Regions from separate parts of the Homo sapiens genome. Here region 2 is linked to region 1. A link is a loop called in an ENCODE intact Hi-C map of the cell type or tissue named here. Cell type or tissue: heart right ventricle. All regions are shown on one strand. Links, peaks and the distances in the headings refer to the core of each region. The heading gives the core; the rest is flanking DNA. Region 1 overlaps ANKRD29 (ankyrin repeat domain 29). Region 2 overlaps LAMA3 (laminin subunit alpha 3).

Evidence for each region. Peaks named below come from ENCODE experiments on the same cell type or tissue, not always from the same donor. Only the 100,000 strongest peaks of a DNase experiment are listed, where the experiment ranks them.
Region 2: a loop joins it to region 1, with 5 times the contacts of the local background. A loop is called at or near these places in 94 of 110 quality-filtered maps.

Annotation. Positions count from the first base shown.
Region 1 is chr18:23,618,899-23,634,761 of GRCh38, forward strand. ANKRD29 (ankyrin repeat domain 29) reads right to left here. Exons shown (of 10, transcript NM_173505.4): 5 at 15,153-15,251; 6 at 10,955-11,053; 7 at 633-731. Among named protein-coding and RNA genes, the nearest start is that of ANKRD29, 36 kb to the right of the region's middle. In heart right ventricle, for the core only: no CTCF peak of the experiment used is centred there; no DNase peak of the experiment used is centred there; H3K27ac peaks cover 1,348 bases.
Region 2 is chr18:23,804,087-23,812,086 of GRCh38, forward strand. LAMA3 (laminin subunit alpha 3) reads left to right here. Exons shown (of 75, transcript NM_198129.4): 13 at 6,280-6,417. Among named protein-coding and RNA genes, the nearest start is that of LAMA3, 120 kb to the left of the region's middle. RefSeq lists an enhancer at 6,344-6,403. In heart right ventricle, for the core only: no CTCF peak of the experiment used is centred there; no DNase peak of the experiment used is centred there.

The sequences.
Region 1 (15,863 bases), core at 3,992-11,991:
GCGAACGCGTCTGGTGATTTCCCTTTTTTGGAGCTTAGACTTGGAGAGGGGAAGGTGGGTTACGTAAGCAAGGGTTATACAAAGGCCACAGTAAAACACAAAAAGCAAACAGCATAGGTGGTCAGGTTCTCTTCAAGCCTTCCTTATGGGGAAAAGGGCCTGCTGTGCAGCACACAAAGGCAGTATTAGGTGGCACCAGCAGAGGCCAGTGGATGACGGCGGGCCAACAGGGGACGGGGTGCAAGGGGTCTGCAGCTCCAGGGAGGAGGGGCAAGAGGCAGGGCCTGCAGGAGGCGCAGCACCAGCCAGGGGATCCCCCTAGGACACGCCCCAGGACAGCCGGGAGGCCCCCAGGACAGGCGGGAGGCCCCCAGGACAGGCGGGAGGCCCCGTCTCTACCGCCCTCAGGCCTAAGGCTAAGATTCCACCCTCTCTAGTGCGTCCCAAGGTCATCTCGGGTGGAGGAGGAGAGAGACCGAGCAGCACCGAATCAGACCTTGACTTTGTTTTCCTGCTCAAGGAAGGAGGTTGGGAGGAAACCCATGTGGGCTGCAGACTCAGTCAAGACCCGTTTTCTCCACACAGGCGCGCCGGGAGGCTTCGCTCTTTGGCCGCGCGACTCGGGCACTCACGTTCCGCGCAGCGTCGCGGTCGGCTCCGCGCAGCAGCATCACCCGCACCACCTCGCTGTGGCCCATCTGGGACGCGATCCACAGGGGCGCTGTCCCGTCCTGCGGGAAGAGGAGGCGGCGGCCGCCGTGACTGGGGCGCCCGGCCCCACCCGCTCACAGAACGTCTTTAACACCAGGGGTCTGAAAGCGAAAACTCCGGGAAGGCACTCCCTGACCGCAGATCACACTCTGCAGCTGATCCACACCGCCCAGGAGGCAGTGAGAAAAGAGGGGGTGTGTGTAGCCCACGGACGCAGACGGCACGTGGCTGAGCCTGGGCTACTTGAATAATTGCCAGTATTCAAATTTTGGCTTATAAAATCATCCATTTTGTGGCTGGATCTTTTACCAAAAAGGGTGGTACAGACTTCATGGAAAGATGCGTGGGAACCTTGCTTTGAAGGCTTGGGGGAGCAGCTGACCTGTATACATACACCACAGCAGAACCAAATTCCACAAACCCAGAGAGAAGCCGGCCTATTCCCCCAAGACTGTCCATTTCTTTGCTTTCCCAGTGGGTCACACCTTAATGTTCACAAAATACACCCTTCATTCCCATAGAACGCAGGCAGTTTTCTTTGAGGTGGGGTCTGCGGGTCAGAGAACTCAAGTCATTTCTCCTACTCTTCTAGTCTGGTGTCCAGAACCCTCCAAAGCCACCTCATTTCTTAGGGGGCTTAATTTTAGGTGGAATCTGTTGTTGTGTCTTCTAGGAAGTGATGCACATAAACTAGTTACGGCAGGACAGCATTTTGGGGAATATTTCCTCTGCGTATATTTGGGAGTATTTCCCCAATATTGCTATCTCTGTGCACACTGGGCCATGAGGTGGAGATATATTGCTTCAGAGGAGAAAAAAGTAAAACATGCAAGGGATGGGGAAGGATTTGACAGTAGGGTGGTTCCCAGCAGATGGGATGGAAACTGGGAAAGCCTTCCAATGTGTGAAGGAGCTAGAGAGGGAGGGGGAAGGCGGAGGTCACGTGAGAGTGTCCACGTTTTCTTCCCCCTCTGCGTTGAATCTCGCGTGTGTTGTGGGGGAGAGGTAACCTAGGTTGTGGAAGAAACATCAGGTCAGTTATGGGGAATTCCAGATGGGAAAGGATTTTCTCTTCTTGTGAGAAACCAGGAAAGTTACAAGCCCTTTAGAGTTCTGCTCTCTGCTGGTGCCCGGGAGATAGGAGAGAAATGGCCGTGGGAGTTTCAGAGTCAGTGGTCCCCCAGTCCCCATGGCCCACATCCACCTAGCACCTAGGCATCCAGGAGTCCCGTCTGCCTATGGGAAATCAGAAGTGACAGAGAAACAGTCGGCTGGAGTGAGCCTGGTGTCGGGAAGGCAAGGCCACAGTGCCCTGACTTCCTGAGTAGATACAATGGCCAGGCCAGCAGAGAATGGCGAGACCAGCTGCAACCCTGGGGTGTAAGAGTGCAGGACGCTTGTGGACCAGCACAAGGGCCACGCATGAGGCTCTCCACCCCCATCTCAATGCCAGGATGATAGTCTGACTCTTAGGTCCCTTCGGAGAGAAAGGCAGGAGGGAGCAGGATCCAGAATGGGCTAAAGGTAACCTCTGAGGTAATTATGGTAATATGCCCCAAGAGACTGTTTTAGCCAGATAAGACTGAATTACCCATCGGGGGAAGGGGGGCTGAAGAGCAAAATGATTCAGTTATAGAATATAAAGTTACATTTTCTGCTGCAGTGTGTAATTTCAACCTTAGCCTACTAGCAGAAGCAGGCACAAGATTGTTGCCCACTGCTGTCCCAGGAAAGGGAGAGAGGATGAAGACATCTGAGCTGGGTCGGGGAAGCTGGTGACTTGGGAGCCCAGGAGGATCTGGGGGTGCTGAAGAGCAGTCACAGGATGTTGGGACCTGTCTTGGGAGAGACAGTGGAAGAGGTGCTGAAACAAAGGATAGAGGGAAGTGGAAGACACTTTAACTTACTTCATAATTTTTCCAGGGTCCTCTTGGTGGAAATATTCTTGAATCTAAATATTATCATGAGCAATTTGTACTTTAATTTGTACTTTAGTTTAAAAGCACTTCCATATTCTTTATTTGATTTTCCCAATTCAGGATTTAATTAATCAATAATTCAAGCAACCAATAATGATAATTATTATTTGAGACAGGACTCTGTTACCTAGACTGGAGTACAGTGGCATGATCAAGGCTCACTGTAGCCTCAACATCCTGGGCTCAAATGACCCTCCTATCTCAGCCTTCCTAGTAGCTGAGACTACAGGTGTGCACCACCATGCCCAGCTAATTTTTTTTTCTTTTTTTCTTTTTGTAGAGATGGGGCCTTGCTTTGTTGCCTAAGTTGTTCTTGAACTCTTGGCCTCCAGCAATCCTCCCACCTCAGCCTCCCAAAGTGCTGAGATTACAGGTGTGAGCCCAGCCTTCTAAGTCTCAAGCAGAGTGCTAAAAATAAGTCCTGGAGAAGAGACATGGAGGTTTCCATACGACTGCAGTGCCATCATAAAGTATGGACAAAAATGCACAAAATCAAACAGGTGGGAGGGCTGCTGCATGGGGAATGAGGGCTCAGTGTCCTGGATAGAGTGCTATCTGATCCAGGTCTTGAAGAAGGACCAGGATTTTGCTAGGTGTGAGAAAGGGGAAGGGTCGTTTGAAGGAGAAGGAAAAGCAGCTACAGTCACAGTGGCTTGGACAGGCATGGCTCCTTCATGCAGGGTGGGAAATCTAGCTGCTGTAGCCAGAGGGGTGCGGGTGGGACCCTGGAAGGCAGGAGGGGAGTGTGGGTCCAAGCTGGTGCCAATACTAATGCGCTTCTCCCTCCGTGCCTGCTCTGGGTCTGTTTTGTTCTTTGTCACTCTCTCCACCAGAGGGCGGGCAGGGAGAGGCAGCCAGCTGTCTATTCAATGTGCTTTTCAATGGCTTGGTCATTATTAGTAAACTTGTATTAACAATTGAAACTAATATGTGGGAAAGTGCTAAAAGGTGCTATATTGTGAAAAATTATCTATCTATCTACCTACCTACCTACCTATCATGGAGTCTTGCTCTGTTGCCCAGGCTGGAGTGCAGTGGTGCCATCTCAGATCACTGCAACCTCCACCACCCAGATTCCAGAGATCCTCCTGCCTCAGCCTCCCGAGAGGCTGAGACTACAGGCATGCACCACCACACCCGGCTAATTTTTGTATTTTAAGTAGAGACGGGGTTTCACCATGTTGGCCAGGCTGGTCTCAAACTCCTGACCTCAAGTGATCCACCCGCCTTGGTCTCCCACAGTGCTGGGATTACAAGCATGAGCCACTGTGCCTGGCCAAAAAATTATTATTATCAATTTAGAACATCAATGATAACACTCATCAAATATATCATCTTAATTGGAATAGTCATGGGAGGTGGAAAAAGCAATCAGTTCTTCCTGGCTGTAAGACCTTAGGCAAATCATCTCAGCCTGAGTGAGTGTCCTCTTAGGAAAAATTATTAGCTTCGCAGAGATAAGTGAGAAAACATATACAAAGGTGGTGAGCATGAGCACTGGCTCACAGATGCTTAGGAAATGTTAATTGCATCTGAGTAGTATTTATCATGAGAAACAATACGCCCCTTAATTTGTACTTTTGTTCACAAAATACTTCCATATGCTTTTTAATTTGATTCTTCCATCGACCCTGTGAGATAACTGACTGTGAGCAGGTAGGAATGAGTGGGAAAATGAGATTTGGGGGCCGCCTGTGTATTTCATTACTAGTCATTACATCTCCAAATCTGATTTTGGAGCCCAGGGAGTTGCATGTGAGTTAGAGCATTATTGTCAAATCAGATTACCTATCAGTTGATTATTTAGTTTATGAATTAGGAGAGGTTTTCCTCTTTTGTACACCTTAATTTCTGTTTTCTCTTATTTTTTCCTTCTGGTATAATGGTTAGAGCCTTCATTTTCATCATGAAAATGATGGGGTGCAGTGGCTCACACCTGTAATCCCAGCACTTTGGGGGGCCAAGGCGGGAGGATGGCTTGAGCCCAGGAGTTCAAGATCAGCCTCAGCAACACAGTGAGGCCCCCATCTCTATAAAAAAAAGAACAATGATTTCATATGTTTTTTTTTTTTGAGACGGAGTCTTGCTCTGTCGCCCAGGCTGGAGTGCAGTGGCACAATCTTGGCTCACTGCAAGCTCCGCCTCCCGGGTTCACGCCATTCTCCTGCCTCAGCCTCCCGAGTAGCTGGGACTACAGGTGCCCACCACCACGCCCGGCTAATTTTTTTTTATTTTTAGTAGAGATGGGGTTTCACCGTGTTAGGCAGGTTGGTCTCGATCTCCTGATCTTGTAATCTGCCCGCCTCGGCCTCCCAAAGTGCTGGGATTACAGGTGTTAGCCACCGCGTCTGGCGATTTTATATATTTTTTTAAATTAAACATATAAAAATAATTTTGAAAATGATGAAAAGTAAGTCAATTTAGCTCCTTTTTGTAGAGTTTTGGAATGTACCAAAATGTGAAAAAACATTTAAAAATATTCAAATAGGCTTTTGAATACTTCCATATACTTTGATATTTTTAATACTTTGATATTAAATCAAAGAAATCATTGTGAAGTTATAACCTCTACAGCACTTTTTTTAAAAAGGTAATGGCCAGGCATGGTGGTTCACACCTGTAATCCCAGCACTTTGGGAGGCCGAGGTGGGGCAAATCACTTGAGGCCTGGAGTTTGAGACTAGCCTGGCCAATATGGCAAAACTCTGTCTCAACTAAAAATACAAAAGTTAGCCGGGTGTGGTGGTGCATGCCTGTAGTCCCAGCAACTCAGGATTCTGAGGCAGGAGAATCACTTGAGCCCGGGAGGCAGATGTTGCAGTGAGCCAAGATCATGCCTCTGCACTCCAGCCTGGGCGACAGAGTGAGACTCCATCTCAAAAAAAAAAAAAAAAAAAAAAAAAAAAAAAAAAGGTAATAGAACATTTAGCCTGAAGAAGAATGAGATTCATGGGGTTATGATAGCTGTCTTTTACTATGTGTGTGTATATCAAGTAGAAAAGGATTTAGACCAATTTTTCAGACCAAGTGATAGAAAGAAGACAGATGGGTGAAAGCTGCATGGAGACTTGGGGTCAATGTATAAAAGTTTAATGAGTGTTGGCTAAGACCAAAGAAACTGATCAGAGAGGAGTGAGTTCTCCATGCCTAGAGGTGTTCAACAGTAGCTGATTATCATAGAAAGGATTCGAGTACCGATGGATGGCTAAATAGAGTGAGTTTTATAGTTTCCTCCAACTCTGTTATTCCCTCATTTCATTCGAGATCACTTTTACAGCCAGATCACAGCATGAGATGGAGTATATGACACAACCTGTATTAGAGACTAACCTTGTATGGTCTTATGTAGGCTCCTGAGAGTATTTGGAAAAAAGAACTAAAACCATCCTCTTCTGTGGGAATGAGTATCTGAAGCGGCACTAGCTCTTTGCTTCTACGATTTCCAGCCGTCACACTTGGGTTACTTCTACCTACAGGGTTAGGCCAGTCAGAAAGTCTTGGGGACCAATTCTATTTGAAGTTGGGAGTCCAAGAGCTGTGAGGAATCCTGCCCGTGGCAGAGGGAGTTCAATATTGAGATAATTTTCTTACCCACCCTACCCTGCCCTGGAGCCTATTTCTTATGATTGTCCCTTGCACCGTGTGCCTGGCCCAGCAAATGGGTCTGTAAGAGATTTTACCAGATGCTGCATTGCCCATGGTCTGACTCTATCCTCCCCAGTCAAGGGTGATGGGACTGAGGATAGGCAGGCCAGCCAGTCACTGTGGCCTGGTGCACAAAGATGAGCTGTGACAATGACATGGCTATTCCCAGAGGTTGGCAGTCTGATCCATAAACCTGGGGACCACATACAAGATAAGTAAGCAGACAAAACTGGTAAAAAAAGAAAGGAGTGGGGAGAAACAGAGATATGAAGAGACTTTGAGATGACAGAGAACACACGACTCACTAGAGAAAGTGCAGCCTTGATTTCTGATGGGTTTTCTGTTCCAATGAGGCCTGGTTGGAATAGGAATGATAATAACAGCAATACCTAACATTGCACTGGGTGTGTATCAGCTACTGCATTAAGAGTTTTGCAGGGATTATTTTATTTAATTATCACAGTAGTCCTAAAATACTGAGACTCAGGGACAGTAGGCAACCTGCTAAGGTCACACAGTTAATAAGCAAAATGGGGCCTCTGTTTCATTTTAAGATATCTATATCCCCATAATTTCCAAGCTGCTCTCCACCCAAAAAATCTGGGTCTGCTCCCTAGCTGCCTCTTACAGTCTTCCTGGGGCTTATGCTTATGAGTCTGGGCCCTATATCTGGAGCCTTCTTCTAACTCTCAGGCACTGATCACTAAATGCTGCAGGCTTCCAGACCTGCTCTGCACCAGCCATGGGGATCTTCTGGCAGTCGATACACTTTTTCTGAGTGTGTACCATGTGCAAACGAAACAAGACAGAGTCCCTGCCCTTGCCAAGCAGCAAGGACTTCCTATGGCTGTCTGTTCCCATTTCCAAACCCCCAGGATTCTACGCTAATCTTTTGGCTCCTTCTCCCACTGCCATTGATGGATTCACCCCTCTAAGCTTCCGACCTGGGAGAACGTTTAATTTCTGGGTCCAGCTACTCTGTGTACAAGTCAAGGCTTCTGTTAGGAGATGGCACTTTATTAGATGACTTTTCCTCCAGCCTTCAAAGAAATACTGTTTAGCACATGAAAAAGACTAGATAGAGATGAGTTAACTGACTAACCTCAGCTCTGGGTTAACAGGATCAGACCTTTGCATTCTATTAAAGTATTGTTTTAATAAGGTGGGTGAGTGGAGTTGGGAAAATATATGTCGAGGCATTTGGTTAATAGAAAAATAGAAATAGCCACTCAGCTAGTGATTAAAAAGGTCTGACTCATAGCAACTCAACTTGGTGAGGACACGTGGAAAGAAATGAAAATGAATTGTTAGAGTGAAATCTATATTTCAATGATCTCTGTGACTCTTGACCTTTTGGCTTAGGACAATATGGAAGGAAAATATTTTTTGAAGTTTCAAATCAAGAACATAGTCTTCCTACTGTCTGGCTATGACTAGATTTGGGATTATGATTCCTCATCCCAAAGTACTAAAAAGGTCTTCATTTAGTTCTCAGTGATAGAGTTACAAAGAAAAGTCATCCCACTACCGTTCAGATTCCCTGAAGCTCATATCAAATGTCAGCTGAGTAATTTCAATGTAACTTTGTCAACATCCTGTTACAGGATACCGTAATAAAATGGTAGGGCTTCATAGAATGTCAGTGCAACAATTACAAATCAGATTTAGCCAAAAGTATTAGGAAATTAAACCAGGCAGGTATTCCTGTCCTCATTTTGTAAATTCAAGGATTTTCCAATAATGACTCAATGTGTCAGCTGAGATTTCAGAATAAAACATTGGTTTCCAAATGCTCTACCTATAGAATATAGGTAGGCCATGTGCAGGCCATGTGCAGGCATGGCACTGTTTTCTTGGAACATAATAAATATGCAGAGTTTACACTTTCAGAGAAGACGGAACTTGAGCTAGTCTGACCTGGATAGATAACAACCTCTAATTATAAGCTCACAGTAGGTAATAAAAATTATTATGATTTGAGGGCACAATGGGGTGAGTGTACTCTGTAAAAAGGAAAAATTCCATTGCCTTTTTTCCCCAAAGCAATTCTTATTTTATAAGACACCCTTTTCCTGAATAACAATTCTTTTAGGGCTGAACTCAAAATAATTCAAAACAATTTCATTAGATGCAGTCTTTAGAAGTTGTAGCACTTGCTCCTTGACCAGAGGGTGGATCCCTGCACTCAAAGACTAGGTCATCCACTTTGACCAGGTTATCCTAACTCTTGAGGAAGAAAAAACAGCTATGGCGTGTTGTGGCTACTGCTGCAATGTTGGTTTACTCTTTAACTTCTTGGCTTCAACATCACGGCATGACTCATTTTAGGTTTAAGTGGGCATGGCTCATGCAACATTTGAAATATAATCTCTTATATCGACTTGGTTTTTTACAAGCAGTACTTTAGGCATATAAAGAATAAAATTCAAAGTGCCAGAAATTATTTTGGAAGGATGTACTAATAGAGAGACTTGATAATCTTGATAACCTCACATTCTAAATTCACAGTGGTATCTTCAATAATGGCCCCCAAATCAAACTTAGGCAATCTAAAAATAACCAATTCCTTTTACTAATTTTAGTAAAATGAATCATCTGATTCAGAATCAATCAACAATAACAAAATAAGAAGGACCAATACGAAAATATTAAACTCCAGTCCTCGAAAGTCAACTCTAGCAGGACGAAAGTAAAAGTTTTTTTGAAACTGCTTCCTTTCCCAGGAGTATTCCTGGGGCCACCTAAGAATAACTTTACAATTCTAAAAATATAACCTTACATTGATACATTACATTGATTACAATGTCTGGCACATGGTAAGTACTCAAGAAATATTGATTGAATGTTGAATAAAACAATTATTTAAAATGTGGGCATTTGAAGAGATCATCAGGCTCATGCTGCTCAGCCTCCTAATTTTCAATGATGAAAGTCAGGCCCAGAGAGGTTGATTCACTTGTTCAAAACCACACAGCTCAAATTATTGGCAGAGATGGATTGAGAACTTGGGATTCCTGACCTCAAAACCACTTTGCTTTCCTGACTTCAAACCACTCTGCCCAAAGGCTCTTTATTTTTCTCAGGCTCCTTATGTGCTTGGGCTTCTAAAGACCAGAGAAACCTGTGTCCAAGAGCTCAGACCAACCTTAAAGTTCTCATAGCTATTCATTATGTGAACACAGAGAGGCATTCCTGTATCAGGTCATAGTACAGTGGAGATGTGCCTGGGTATGAAATCAGCTTGACTTTTTCCTAGGAAACTACCTTTATAGTAATGTTTCCTTAATTCGAAATGTTTTGTTAAAAATAAATTAATCTGGTGCCAGGCATGGTGGCTCACACTTGTAACCCCAGCACTTTGGGAGCCCAAGGTGTGTGGATCACTTGAGGCCAGGAGTTCGAGACCAGCCTGGGCAACATGGCTCTCTACCAAAATGTATCTCTACTAAAAATACAAAAATTAGCTGGGCATGGTGGCATGCACCTGTAATCCTAGCTATTTGGGAGGCTGAGGCACAAGAACCCAGGAGGCGAAGGTTACAATGGGTCGAGATCATGCCACCACACTCCAGCCTGGATGACAGAGCAAGACGCTGTCTCAAAAAAAAAAAAAAAAAAAGTTAATCTGGACAAAAATAGTACCTACACAAGAGAAGCTAATTATAATACTGTACATTTGGAAGGTTCTTCACTGTTTATAAAGTGCTGCCTGTATAATCTTGCATTTCTGTTCTTTTTTCTTCTTTTTAAAAATCATTACTCTTTTTTTGAGACAGAGTCTTGTTCTATTGCCAAGACTGGAGTGCAGAGGCGCGATCTCGGCTCATTGCAACTTCTGCTTCCCAGGTTCAAGTGATTCTCCTGCCTCAGCCTCCCAAGTAGCTGGGATTACAGGCATGCGCCACCGCGCCTGGCTAATTTTTGTATTTTTAGTAGAGACGGGGTTTCATCATGTTGGCCAGGCTGGCCTCAAACTCCTGGCCTCAAGTGATCCTCCTGCCTCGGCCTCCCAGGGTGCTGGGATTATAGGCATGAGCCACCACTCCCAGACTACATTTCTGTTCTTTTACTTTCAGTTAATTGAATTGCTAGCTGTTAGCTTGCTGTTGGTAAATGAAGTCTCAACAGCATAACAATTGTGAGAGATGAAGGTGCAGAACCTCCTAATGATTCCAACGGCATGGGCTCCTCTTTGGCTTGGTGGAAGAAGTGGTGGGCAGGTAGTAAGGCAGCATTATCAGCAGGGGCCAGGCTACTTGGCCCACATCTGTTTACCTATGTCCCAGGCCAGCCTGCACTCATTAGATCAGTGCAGCCATAATTTGTTTGCACAGGAGGTGGCAGAGTGTGTACTTGTGTACTTGACCTCAGACATCAAATACTTAAGTTTTGAAAGTACTGAACTGTGATGTCAGCTTGGTTTCATAGGCTTTCAGGCCAGCTCAGAGCATAGAACAGGAGATACCCTAATCAAAGATTAACTTTTCATCACAGAAGCAGAAGGGTTTAAAGGATGCCTTGAGCTTACTGGTTATCTCAGGTATGTGCTGCCAGCGGACACCCAGCCCTCCCTGCCCCATGCGCCATGTGCTCGGGCAAATGTCAACAGTGGACATTACCTGCCTTGGCTGGTTGACTTTTGCTCCTGAAGCCAGCAGTAATCGAATAACATCCAAGTAACCACCTTGGGCAGCTAGGAAGAGGGCAGTGGCTCCATCCTGAGAGAGAACAAATTAAAAGCATTAAAAACATTATCTTTCACACTTATTTTAAAAGAAATTAGGGCGGGTGCAGTGGCTCATGCCTGTAATCACAGCACTTTGGGAGGCCTAGGTAGGTGAATCCAGGAGATAGAGACCAGCCTGGCCAATATGGTGAAATCCCGTCTCTGCTAAAAACACAAAAATTAGGCTGGGCACGGCGGCTCACGCCTGTAATCCTAGCACTTTGGGAGGCCGAGGCAGGTGGATCACCTGACATCCGGAGTTCGAGACCAGCCTGGCCAACAGGGCGATACCCCATCTCTACTAAAAATACAAAATAATTAGCCAGGCGTGGTGGCGGGCACCTATAATCCCAGCTACTCCGGAGGCTGAGGCAGGAGAATCGCTTGCACCTGGAGGCAGAGGTTGCAGTGAGCTGAGATCGCGCCACTTCATTCCAGCCTGGGCAAAAGAGCAAAACTCCTCCTCAAAAAACAAAAAATCAAAAAACAAAAAACAAATAAAAATACAAAAATTAGCCAGGTGTGGTGCTGCATACCTGTAATCCCAGGTACTCGGGAGGCTGAGGCAGAAGAATCTCTTGAACCCAGGAGGTGGAGGTTACAGTGAGCCAAGATTGCATCACTGCATTCCAGCCTGGGCAACAGAGTGAGACTCTGTCTCAAAATAAATAAAATAAAATAAATTAGATTTAAAATATACACATTTAATATAATTTTCCATCTCCATCTCTTTGTAGGTTTCCACCTTTTTGTCAATGAAGAGCCAAATGTTAGATATACAAATCCCCCAAACCTCATTTTTAAAAAATTTATTTTTAATATATTTTTAAATTTCTAAAAATTCTTTTTTTTTTTAATTAGCTGGGCGAGGTGGCATGTGCTTATAGTCCCAGCTACTTGGGGGCACTGAGGCAGGAGGATCACTTGAGCCTGGGAAGTTGAGGTTACAGTGAGCCATGTTTGGGCCATTGCACTCCAGGCTTAGGGAACAAAGTGAGACCCTGTCTCAAAAAAAAAAAAAAAGAAAAAAAAGAAAAAAAAATTGAGAGTAAAAGGTGTCCTTTTAATTAGATCTTTCCTACCCTTTTCTCTTTCTTGTCCCCTTATCCTTGTTCCCCCAACATGAGGGTTCTGCAAGAATTAAGATACAATATGCAGCTGGGTACGATGGCATACACCTGTGGTCCCAACTACTCAAGAGGCTGAGGCAGGGGGATTGCTTGAGCCCAGGAGTTCAAGACCAGCCCTGGAAACATAGCAAGACCTTGTCTCTCTCTCTCTTCTTTTTTTTTTTTTTTGAGACAGGGTCTCCCTCTGTCACTCAGACCTTGAGTGTAGTGGTACGACCACAGCTCAATGCAGCGTCAACTTCCTCAGCTCAAGCGATCCTCCCACCTCAGCCTCCTGAGTTGTTGGGACTACAGGCGTGCATCACCACATCCAGTTAATTTTTTAAAAAAATTTATAGTAGAGACAGGGTCTTGCTATGTTGCCCAGGCTGGTCTCGAACTCTTGGGCTCAAGCGATCCTCCTGCCTCTGCCTCCCAAAGCACTAGGATTACAGGCATGAGCCACCATATCCAGATGACCCTGTCTCTAAAACAAAACAAGACAAAACAAGACAAAACACAAAAGAACCCTGAAAGATGTTTTCAATACAACTGCCCTAGAAACCATCTCCACAAAGTGGCTCTCTGCCAGCCCAGCAGACACCAACAACACCTATAAACACAAAAAAGCACTCCTGCATAAAGCCCAGAGCAAGTGCCCCTTTTCCAGTGCTCTTTAGTTTTCGTCTTAACTGAGTATCTATGCCTTCTGGGCATTTCTGTTTTCTTGGACACATGTCACTCGGTGCTTTCGGCAGACGTGTGGATCAGCTGAGAGCATGATCCCCGGATGCTCCCTTCAGCCTGACAACATTCGCAGCGCAGGGTGAGCTTCATTGTTTTCAGACCACGGTGGAAAACCAGAGCACACCCTAGAGGAAAACACCTAGCAAACCCAGCTAATTACCACACCTCCCATTGGGAACACTAACCTCAAGCAAAAATATAAGACATGTTTCCCTGCAAGTCCAGCCACGTGTGTCACGTGGAGGGTCCTGGATTTTCAGTGGGCGTCAGCAGAGCTGCCAAACTGCCCTCCAGGCAATCATTAAGAAATTAATCAGCCTGTACAGATTTTCAAGCAGATGTTTTATATGGGGATAACATTTTCGGAAAGTCTACCATGTCCTTAGCTGCTGAAAACTCTCAGCAATTTTCTTTTTCTTTTTCTTTTTTTAATTTTTTTTTAACTCTCAGGAATTTTCCAAGATGAACTACCCATGCATTGAATTTTTCACTGTGCATTCCAAGTTTTGGTTCTGCCCCGCCCATCCATATTTCAATCGTTTTTAAGAAAATATTTAGATTGTTTGGGTAAAGGTAAAGGTCTTAATATAAAATGGAAGTTATAATGCATGAAATTTCTTGAGTCACCTTAAAACAGAGAGGAAATTACTATGGGAAGGGGCTTTTCTTTTCACCAAACACTTTGGCTTTTCCTATTCAGTGTGTGTGTGTGTGTGTGTATATATATATATATTACACACTCTCAGATATACTCTACCTATATATAGCCAAAGACATATCTAACCTTTAGACCTGTGCTTCTTAGATTAGGCTACATGTGAGAACTACCTGTTGCCCAAGCTGTGCCTTCAGAGACTCCAGTTTTGTTGGTCTGGAGTGGGCCTCAAAATAGTATTTTTTTAAACTTTCCCAGATAATTCTAATGGGCAGCCAGAGTTGAGAATCGCCTCTTTAGATCATTATCAAGTAATTCAATCATTCTACTGGTAATGTTGCAGGCTCAAAGTGTGTTACAGATTTTGAAGTGCAGAGGGTGAGGCTAGCTGCTATGAATTTCAAAGAGGCCTGTGATTTGTCAGGGTTAACCATGTAAACTCTGGAAAGGGTGTTCAAATGGAAAAGTTCACACCTACAGAGCTCATTACATGTCTATGAAAGTATAGTGCCCCAGGCATAAGGGTTAAATGCCTACCTGTAGGACAGCCTAAAATACGGTTCCTAGATAATTGGAAGTAGGAATTTTTCCACTCTTCACCATGAGACTGTCAAGTCTATTCATCTCCCTATATTCTATTTTCGCTTACAAAACTGGAGTAATGTTTGCCATAAATCCTATGGCATTATAGCGACAATCAATTGAAAGGCCCTTGGGTGATGATGTACTAATTGACAGTTAGCTGCAAACAGACCCGCACTAGCAGTGGATGCCTTTCACAGGTCAATGGCATGTGTATATTTCACAGAGGTCTTCATCCATCCAACCTCACTTTTCTACCAAATACCTTAGATTTCTCCTCTTTGTGCCCTTCCTCACAAATACTACAACAGTATATTTTTATATCCAATGAGCGCATTTAGAAAAATTTTGTATATTTTGGTTTTCAGCAAGTCCATATGCTGGGCTTTGTAGTTTGTCATGGTACGAATAAGTATCACATGATTTTTGAAGGCCTTAATTGCATAGGTACACGAAATGTTTCATCTGCACAACAGATTTAAAAGGGAGAACAAAGATGGGTAAATAAGATAAATGGTTTCATTTTTTGTCGGTGGGGGACAGAGTCTCACTATGTCACCCAGGCTGGAGTGCAATGGTGTGATCTCAGCTCACCGCAACCTTCACCTCCTGGGTTCAAGCGATTCTCCTGCCTCAGCCTCCTGAGTAGCTGGGATTACAGGCACCCGCTACCATCCCCGGCTAAGTTTTGTATTTTTAGTAGAGCCGGGGTTTCACCATGTTGGCCAGGCTGGTCTCGAACTCCTGACCTTGTGATCCACCCACCTCGGCCTCCCAAAGTGCTGGGATTAGAGGCGTGAACCACCGCGCCCGGCCAGATATGTGGTTTCTATATAAAAAAAGCCCATCTGGTCCGCTATATATTTTTCTCTTGACTCAGACCCAAGTCCTACTGTCCATTAAAGTATTTTTGAAGTTGGCATTTCTGGCATCTGAATTTAGACTGCAATTTTGTATGTGATGAGAAATGTCCTAATGTCCCCCTGAAATGCACTCACATAAAGTTGGTCATGGATGTTTGCTCCGTGCTTCAGCAAGGTCTCCACCACCTGCATGTGCCCGTACTGACTGGCAGCCAACAGGGCGGTGCCCCCGTCCTATGGACATGCAAAGTATAAACACATTAGAGGTGGCGCAGGCACATAATTCACCAGCAGATGTTCCTCACATACATAGAATTTAGGAAGAGAGTTTTCCCAAAGATAATAACAAACTCACTTTCCCTGTTTTTTTTTTTTTTTTTTTTTTTTTTTTTGAGATGGAGTCTTGCTCTGTCACCCAGGCTGGAGTGCAGTGGTGCGATCTTGGCTCACTGCAATCTCCGCCTCCTGGGTTCAAGCGATTCTCTTGCCTCAGCCTCCCAAGTATCTGGGACTACAGGCGTGCACCACCATGCCCAGTTAATTTTTGTATTTTTAGAAGAGATGGGGTTTCACTATGTTGGTCATGCTGGTCTTGAACTCCTGACCTCAAGTGATCTGCCCACCGCGACATCTCAAAGTGCTGGGATTACAGGTGTGAGCTACCATGTCCAGCCTACTTTCCCTCTTTTATCCCTTTTACTTTTTCTTTATAATTATGGCAGAGTTCATCCTAAGGACGTGATTATGTTGTATATGTGGGCGGCTTGCTAGAGATGTATTACAGTTTTTTGACCAAGTTATTTATTGTGAATTAATTTAGAAAATTCCTATGCCAAATGCAGCATC
Region 2 (8,000 bases), core at 1-8,000, 180 kb after region 1:
GTTAAGCCTTCTGTCTCTACTAAGACCCAGTAGAAAGTGAAAAGCTGTTTCTCAAAAAAAAGTTATCTGCAGAGGATGGCTTATATGTAGACGGTGGCAGGACTTTGCTCCAAAATCCTAAGGGTCTGCACTGTCGTTCACTTATGTGGGCCTGCTGAAGGCTCCAAAAAGCATCCCTATCTGCCACTGACACTTAAAAGCACCATTAGATCTGCTCAGTCATATGCTTTAAGTGGCAGAACAGCTTACACAGCAGCCTGGACCTGCTGCAGAGCCTTCCCTTGTTCTGGGACTCACACTACTGGACCCTTAGAAATTTAACTGAGGTAGAAGACTCTGGATGTTTTATTGCATTTAATTTTTACCTCCTGACACCCAAATGTCTTACCAATAAGTCTAGAGTAGTTGCTACTTCTTGTTCACTAGCTCCAATTAGCATAATGTCCTCAATGTAATAGACCGATGTGATGCCTTATGGAAGGGAAAGGTGATCAAGATCCCTGTGACCTAAATTATGACACAGGACCAGAGTTGATAGACCCCTGATGTAGGACAGTGATATAGTTTGGATGTTTGCCCCCTCCAAACCTCGTGTTGAAATCTGATCCCCAATGTTGTAGGTGGGGCCTGGTGGGAGGTGTTTGGATCATGGAGATGGATCCTTCATGAATGGCTTAGTATTGTCCTCCTGATAGTGGGTGAGATCTCTCTCTGAGTTCACTTGAGATCTGGTTGTTTAAAAGTGTGTGATACCTCCCCCTACCTTGCTTCTGTTCTTGCTATGTGATGTACTGGCTCCCCTTTACCTTCTGCCATGGGTTGTAAGTTCCCTGAGACCCTCACCAGAAGCAGATGCTGGCACCATGCTTCCTGTACAGCTTGCAAAACTATGCCAATTAAATTTCTTTTCTTCATAAATTACCTAGCCCCAGGTATTTCTTTATAGCAACATAAAAATAGCCTAATACAGACAGTGAAAGTATATTGCTGGCCTGGCCAGTTGAAAACAAACTGCTTGTTGGTTTTTACTAAAGGTGTGAAGGAAAAAAGCATTTGCCAGACTAACAGCTGCATTCCAGGTGTCAGGTGATATGTTAATTTGCTCAAGCAATGAAGCCACATCTAGTATAGCAGCTGCAATTGGAGTTGCTACCTGGTTAAGTTTATAATAATCTACTGTCATTATCCAGGATACATCTATGTTCTGTACAGGCCAAATAGATGAATCGAATGGGCAAGCAGTAGGAATCACCACCCCTGCATCTTTCAAGTCTTTGATGGTAGCCCTCATCTCTGCAATTCCTGCAGAAATGTTGTATTGCTTTTGGTTGTACTATTTTCCTAGGTAGAGGCAGTTCTAATGGCTTCCACTTGGCCTTTTCCATCATAATAACTTCCACTCCATAGGTCAGGGAACCAATGTGAAGATTTTGTCAGTTGCTGAGGATGTATATTCCAGTTATGAATTCCAGAACTGGGGAAATAACTACAGGCTGAGTTCAGGAACCCACTGCCCTCATTATAAGATGGACCTGAGTTAAAGCTTCATTGATCACCTGACCCCCATAAACCCATACTCTGACTAGAGGGCCACAGTGACATTTTGGGTCTTCTAGAATTGGTGTCAATTTAGAGCTGATGTCCACTAATAGAAAGAATAGAAAGATCTGATTATTTCCTTTTTGCCAGTGTGTAGTCACCTTGGTAAAAGGCCATAGGTCCCTTTGGAAAAGGCTGGGAGAAAGATTTACCTTATAAATGTTTGGCGGTGGAGTGGAGTTCTTCCACAATAGTACCTACTCTCCCCTTCATTCAAAGAGTTCTGGGTCTGTAAACCAGCTCAGGTCTGGTAATTGATTGAGGGGATATGACTCTATTTTTATGTTTCAAGTTAGACTTGTTCATTTGACCTACAACTCTTCCACTTCTACAAAGCAAGTCAGAATTTGCTAGACTTCCCAGCTGTTTCACTTCCAGGAACACCATGATCAACTAGTCAGCATAGGTCTCTGAGTCAGACTATTTTGACTGCTGTTTCAACTCCATTGTCCATTATGGTAACCACACCCGCCTTGCTTTTGGTGGTTTATTGCCACCACTTGGCTGCCACCAACCTGGGGCCCAATTACCCCCATTGCACTTAGGTTTTCCAACTTGATGGCAGCAGTTTCCACATCCTTGACATCTATTCTCACAGATATTCCTCAAATTGCTGTCTGTCTGTTTAAATTGGAAAAATCATTTAGTTCTTTTGAAGTGTAGCGCACCTTCTCATGGGTCATACTTTGTACTTCACCTTTCAGGGCTTGCTGGGATTTGAGTCCAGTTATCAGTTGATAAGGAAAGTGGGATGGGGGTGGGTCCTGAAGAGAATCAGTGGGGTCTTCCATGACAGCTGCCTCAGGGGAGGCCATTACAGTTTTCTCGGGCAAAGCAGGGTTAACCTGCTCAAACATGGGTTGGGGGGTGCAGTTGCTTCTTCTGACAAAGAAGACTCGTTGGAATTTAGGGGTTCAGTGTCCCCATCTTCGTCATGATCTTCCCATATGTCCCCAAAGCAATTTTCAAAGTCCTATTCCTTCCCAATCTATGCCCCCACTTTAACAGCAGATACTCTGCAAGGTTTGGAATTTAACTTGCATTGCAATTCAGACCTCGCAGGATGAAGATTCTTGGTTTGGTTTTCTGCAGTCTCAGCTCTGAGGCTGTAGGAGATAAGGATTTCTTTCTAGGAAGGCATAGAAACTTTCAGGTCATTTATGCTGCATCTGAGTGGGAATTCAAATCCCTCAACTCCTTTTCTTTCCCACTTTGTCCAGCCCAATTAGGAGCAACCAGCCAAGTTCATTATGCCCATTAGTTTGACGGAAATGTTCTACGTTATCAAATACGTGGTCACCCAGAACCTTGCCTATCATAATTATTTGATTAGGAGTATCTAATAGTGATATTTTTGTGTATCTCTATTACCACATCACACCGATGACTATCAGTGCTTTATTCACTATTGGAACTAGAGTCATTAGTGCTTCTAAATCTAGTCATTTAGAGAACCAATTCCAGAAACCCCCAAACCAATTCAGAGAATTTATTCTTAAAATTCTGTTCCTGGCTGGGCATTGTCTTATGCCTATAATTCCAGCACTTTGGGAGGCTAATGTGGGACAGTCACTTGAGGCCAGGAGTTTGAGACCAGCCTGGGCAACATAGTGAGACCCTACCTGTATTTATGAATTTAAAAAATTCTGGTCCTCTAAGAATACTTCTCTTGGTACCAAAATCTGTATTAGTCAGGGTTCTCTAGATAGATAGATAGGTACGTAGATAGAGCTTATCTAGTTACCTATGTACATATAATATATATTGTGTGAGTGTGTGTGTGTGTGTGTGTATGTGTGTGTGTCTGTGTGTGTATGTGTGTGTAGGGATGGGGAGAGTTTTATTTTAAGGACTTGATTCACACAGTTGTAGGGGCTGGCAAGTCCAAAATCTGCAAGGTAGGCTAACAGGTTGGAGATGCAGTCAAGAGGTGATTTTGCATCTTGAGTCCAAAGGCAATCTGTAGGCAGAATTCCTTCTTCCTTGGTGGACATCTGTCTTTTTCTCTTAAGGCCTTCACCTGATTGGATGAGGACCACTCACATGATGGAAGATAATCTGCTTTACTCAAAGTCTACTGATTTAAATGTTACTCTCATCTAAAAAATACCTTCACAGCACCATCTAGACTAGTGTTTGACCATTTGGCAACATAGTTAGCCAAGTTGACACAAAATTAACCACTGTAGAACCCAAGAACATTTCCTCAGAATTCTACCACTAGGTAGAGACTTAACCTCTGCAGACAGGCCAGCTGGGACTATGGGCCATGAGAGAAGACAGGTGGAAATGGCAGTAGGAGATCTGAGTGTTTGTCCTTCTGTCTGCCAATAGCTAGGGGAGCATTAGACACGCTTTATATGGAGTGGGTAGTGTCTTGTGGGGGTGCTTTATGCTATGTCAGTCATTCTCTAGTCTTTGTTCTGGATTTTTAGATCTTAGAGATCAGGGAATACAGTCAACACCCAACACCCAGTATCCATGGGGGATTGGTTCCAGGACCATCCATGGGCACCAAAAGGCAAGGATACTCAAGTCTCTGATATAAAATGGCACAGTATTTGCAAATAAACTACACACATCCTCCTATATAAATTAAATTTCTAGATTACTTATAATACATAATATAATGTAAATGCTACATAAATAGTTATATTACATTATTATTTTATTTGTATTATTTTTGTTATTTTTTAGTTGTGTATTTTTCTGAATATTTTTGATCTGTGTTTGAATGCATGGATCCAGAACCCACAGATATGGAAGGCTAACTATATGTGTTTTTGTATTTACCTCCACCGTAACACCTAGCAAGGGTGCTGCTGGAACACAGTAGGCCTTCAATCAATGTCTGCTGGATGGATGACTGTAAAATAGGAAAGTGAAATGATAGTAAATTCTCTGGGTCTGCAAGTACTTGTGTCTCTCTGAACAAGTCACATAGCCTGTTGAAACTCCCAGGTAATTTGTAAGTGAGTAAACTAGCCGAGTTCCCCTCCATCAGTGAGAGTTTCTTTTACGTTTCTGATGACAACACAGGTAAATTCTGTCGTTCACCATCATTTACTAAAAAGCACTTTCAGAGAAATTCACCATACATGGGCTGGGCTGTCACAGAGAATGAAAATAACATGGTCTCGTCCCTGTGGGGGCCCCATGCGCCAAGGCTTAGATTCCAAGGCTACCTGTAAATAAATTACCAGAACTGGGGCTTTACCTTATGAATCTTTTCTTTCCTAAGGCTCCAACTAGCATGGAATTTTTGAAACCTTGCAAACAAGGTTGTATCTTTTACTGTGTACACTACACTGGATAAAAATTTGGAAGTCAGATATACTAATTCATTGATTTTCATTAATTCAGTGTGGGAAAGTGTAAAGAGCACCTCCCCAAGCACTGGGGGACTTGGGTAATTAGAATAATAATGTTAATAAGTGTGAACACTTCCTGAGCATTTCGGCTGTGCGAAGCATCGTGCTCAATGCCTTATTGCTGATGATTCTCTGATAACTTCATAAAGTAGGTGCTATTATCAGCTCCAGTTTACAGAAGAGGAAACTGAGGCTTAAAGAAGCTAAGCAACTAGCCGTGATTGCAGGGCTGTTAAGTGGCACAGCTGGTACTGGAATCCAGATGTGTCTGACTCCAAAGACTGAAGCCCTTTATTAGAGACTAATCCATTGACTTTAAAAATGCCATTTAACTTCTGAACTTCACCATGTAATAATGGGATTCAATGAGATGCTCTCTCTAGTTTCTTTCAGTTCTTAAGATGTAGAACTCTTCAGCCGGAGAAGTCAGTCAGGTCAATTCCACTGCTCATCCCTCTCCAGAAGAAGGGTTTTTGCAATGCAAATGGGGACGACCTTGTGCAACTCCAGCCCATAGAAGTCTAGTCTCATAGAGACTAGTAGGGACCTGATCCAGTGGGAAGGGGGCCAAGAGGAGAATGAATGGCCAGCATCTGTTCTCTCCATCCACACGTGTTTATTCATCACTTAGCCAAAGATCATGGTAACAGCTTGGGGGAGGGAGGAAACTAGGATGCCTTTCCCATCCTTTTCAATGTTGCCTGCACCATTTTTTCCATGACTACTTAACTACACTAGACATTGAGAAAAGAGGTATAAAGAGAGGAGGAAAGAGAAGATCAGGGACAGTTGTAGGCTGATCTGGCCTGGAATGGCTTGCACTTGATATGGAATATCAAGTGGGATATGGAATTAAAGTGGCCCTCCAGTGAGTCACATCCCCCATCAGTTGTTCCCTGCATCCTCCTCCTACAAATACTGGTTTCTGTAGGTGAGCAGAATCCCCAAAACCATCACCCAGCACCTGCAAATCTTGCTGAATATGAAATTCATGACAGCAATAAAAACTAGCAGTTATTGAGTGCTCGCTATGATAGGCATTGTCCCAAGCTCTTTTAAGTATTATCTTATGCAATCCTCACAACAAGTTATCAAATAAAAATTAGTGTCACTCCCACTTAAGGAAGGAGAAACTGAGGCTTAGAGCAGTTGAGTGGCTTGTTTCAGGTTCCCGATCTCATAAGAAGTGGAGCTGGAATTTGTGTTTGGGTCTTTCTGGCTCCACCCTCATGCTCTGCTCCGGGACGTGGTTCTTCCCCCTCCCATACCTGCAACCCCCGCCTAAGTCTGATTGAATTCTTTCATCCAGCCTGCTGGTGTTCAGCCCTTGGATCCTACCAGATGCCCTGCAGCTCAGTGACTGGACAGTGTGAATGTCGGCCAGGAGTTACAGGACAGCGGTGTGACAGGTGTCTCTCAGGAGCTTATGATTTCCCCCACTGCCAAGGTAGGAAAGTCAGCAGATTGCTAGAGGGCTGGTTCCTCTCTGAAGTGTGTGCAGCCAGCCTCCCAGAGAAGCCTGCAAATCCCCCACAGACTCACCACTGGCCACCCCCACATCCTGCTTTCACAGATCTAGTCTGCTTGGTTCCTCACCTGTTCAAGTCTGGTTTGAAAACACGTATATCATATATGTACCCTCAAAGGAATCCAGAAATGATTTTTTTAACTAAAAATAATGTAAATTTCCATGTGCTATACATGTGGGTTTCTTGGTTCACATGTCAGTTTTCTGTGGATAGCATTGTGGCATAGGTGACTCCTTTGAGTTAAAGGGGCCATTTGTTGTCTTCTGTCCCGAGGCATCATGCCTTCTTTCGCTCCCAGCTTGTGGTGCTAATGCTGGCAGCACTGTAATGTTTCTAACAGATCCACTTGCCAGCAGGCTTAGCAGGACCTTTGCTGTGTTTCGGGCCTCTCTCCCTGCCCTCCTCTGGCCTTCTGGGGGACCGTGTCATCGTACTTCAGCCCAAGTGTTGGGGAAGGCGGGTGGGATGCACTGGAGTCTATGCAGTTTGGAGAGAGTGCACTGAGGGGGAGATGAAAACCAAGCCTGCAGCTGTGGGACGTGGTTGGTATTCATCCCTCTGTTGATATGAGAGATTAAGGCTTGCCCATGTACCATGGCAGAGGGGACAGAAATGAGATGTCCACAAATTTCCCTGGGCTCCCTGGTGTGTGCAGCCAGAGAGCAGACCAGTAGCTCTTGTCAATTTCGGAGAACTCTTGCTACTGTGAAGAGGTGTTTGTGGAAGGCTGACCCAGACTATCCATCAGGAGAATGTGGTTTCTCAGACCCCTTCCTGCGCTTTGAAGACAGGACTGACTTCATTTCCCAGAATCTTCCTAACCAGAATCCTCTGGAGACCAGGTTTCCTTGAGGGTGGAAGTTGCAGCAGGCAGTCAGAGGTGGGTGCTTGCCTTTCAAAAGGCCTGAAGGTCCCTAGGATGCGAGGGCATCCTGCATGGGTCTGCTCACCTCCATGGGCCTCAGGAGCAGAAGGAAGTGCTGTGGCTGCCTGGCAGAGAAGCTGAGCAGCCACAGTCATCCCAGGGCTAGATGGCAATGTTTGTGTCCTGGAGAGGAACCCGAGGTTGGGCATGGAAAACAAACAGCTGGAAATTTGTGTTGGGTATTACGGAAAAATGCAGGGAACAGGAGAACATCAGAAAAGAAAGAGAGGGCAGGGTGGCTCATGCTTGTAATCCCAGCACTTTGGGAGGCTGAGGCGGGAGGATTGCTTGAGGCCAGGAGTTGGAGACCAGCCTGGGCAACATAATGAGATCCTGTCTCTAGAATTTTTATTTATTTTTGATTTTATTTTATTTTTTTTTGAGACAGAGTCTCGCTCTGTCCCCCAGGCTGGAGTGCAGCGGCATGATCTCAGCTCACTGCGAGCTCTGCCTCACGGGTTCAAGCGATTCTCCTGCCTCAGCCTCTCGAGTAGCTGGGATTACAGGCATGTGCCACCATGCCTAGCTAATTTTTTGTATTTTTAGTAGAGATGGGGTTTCACCATGTCAGCCAGG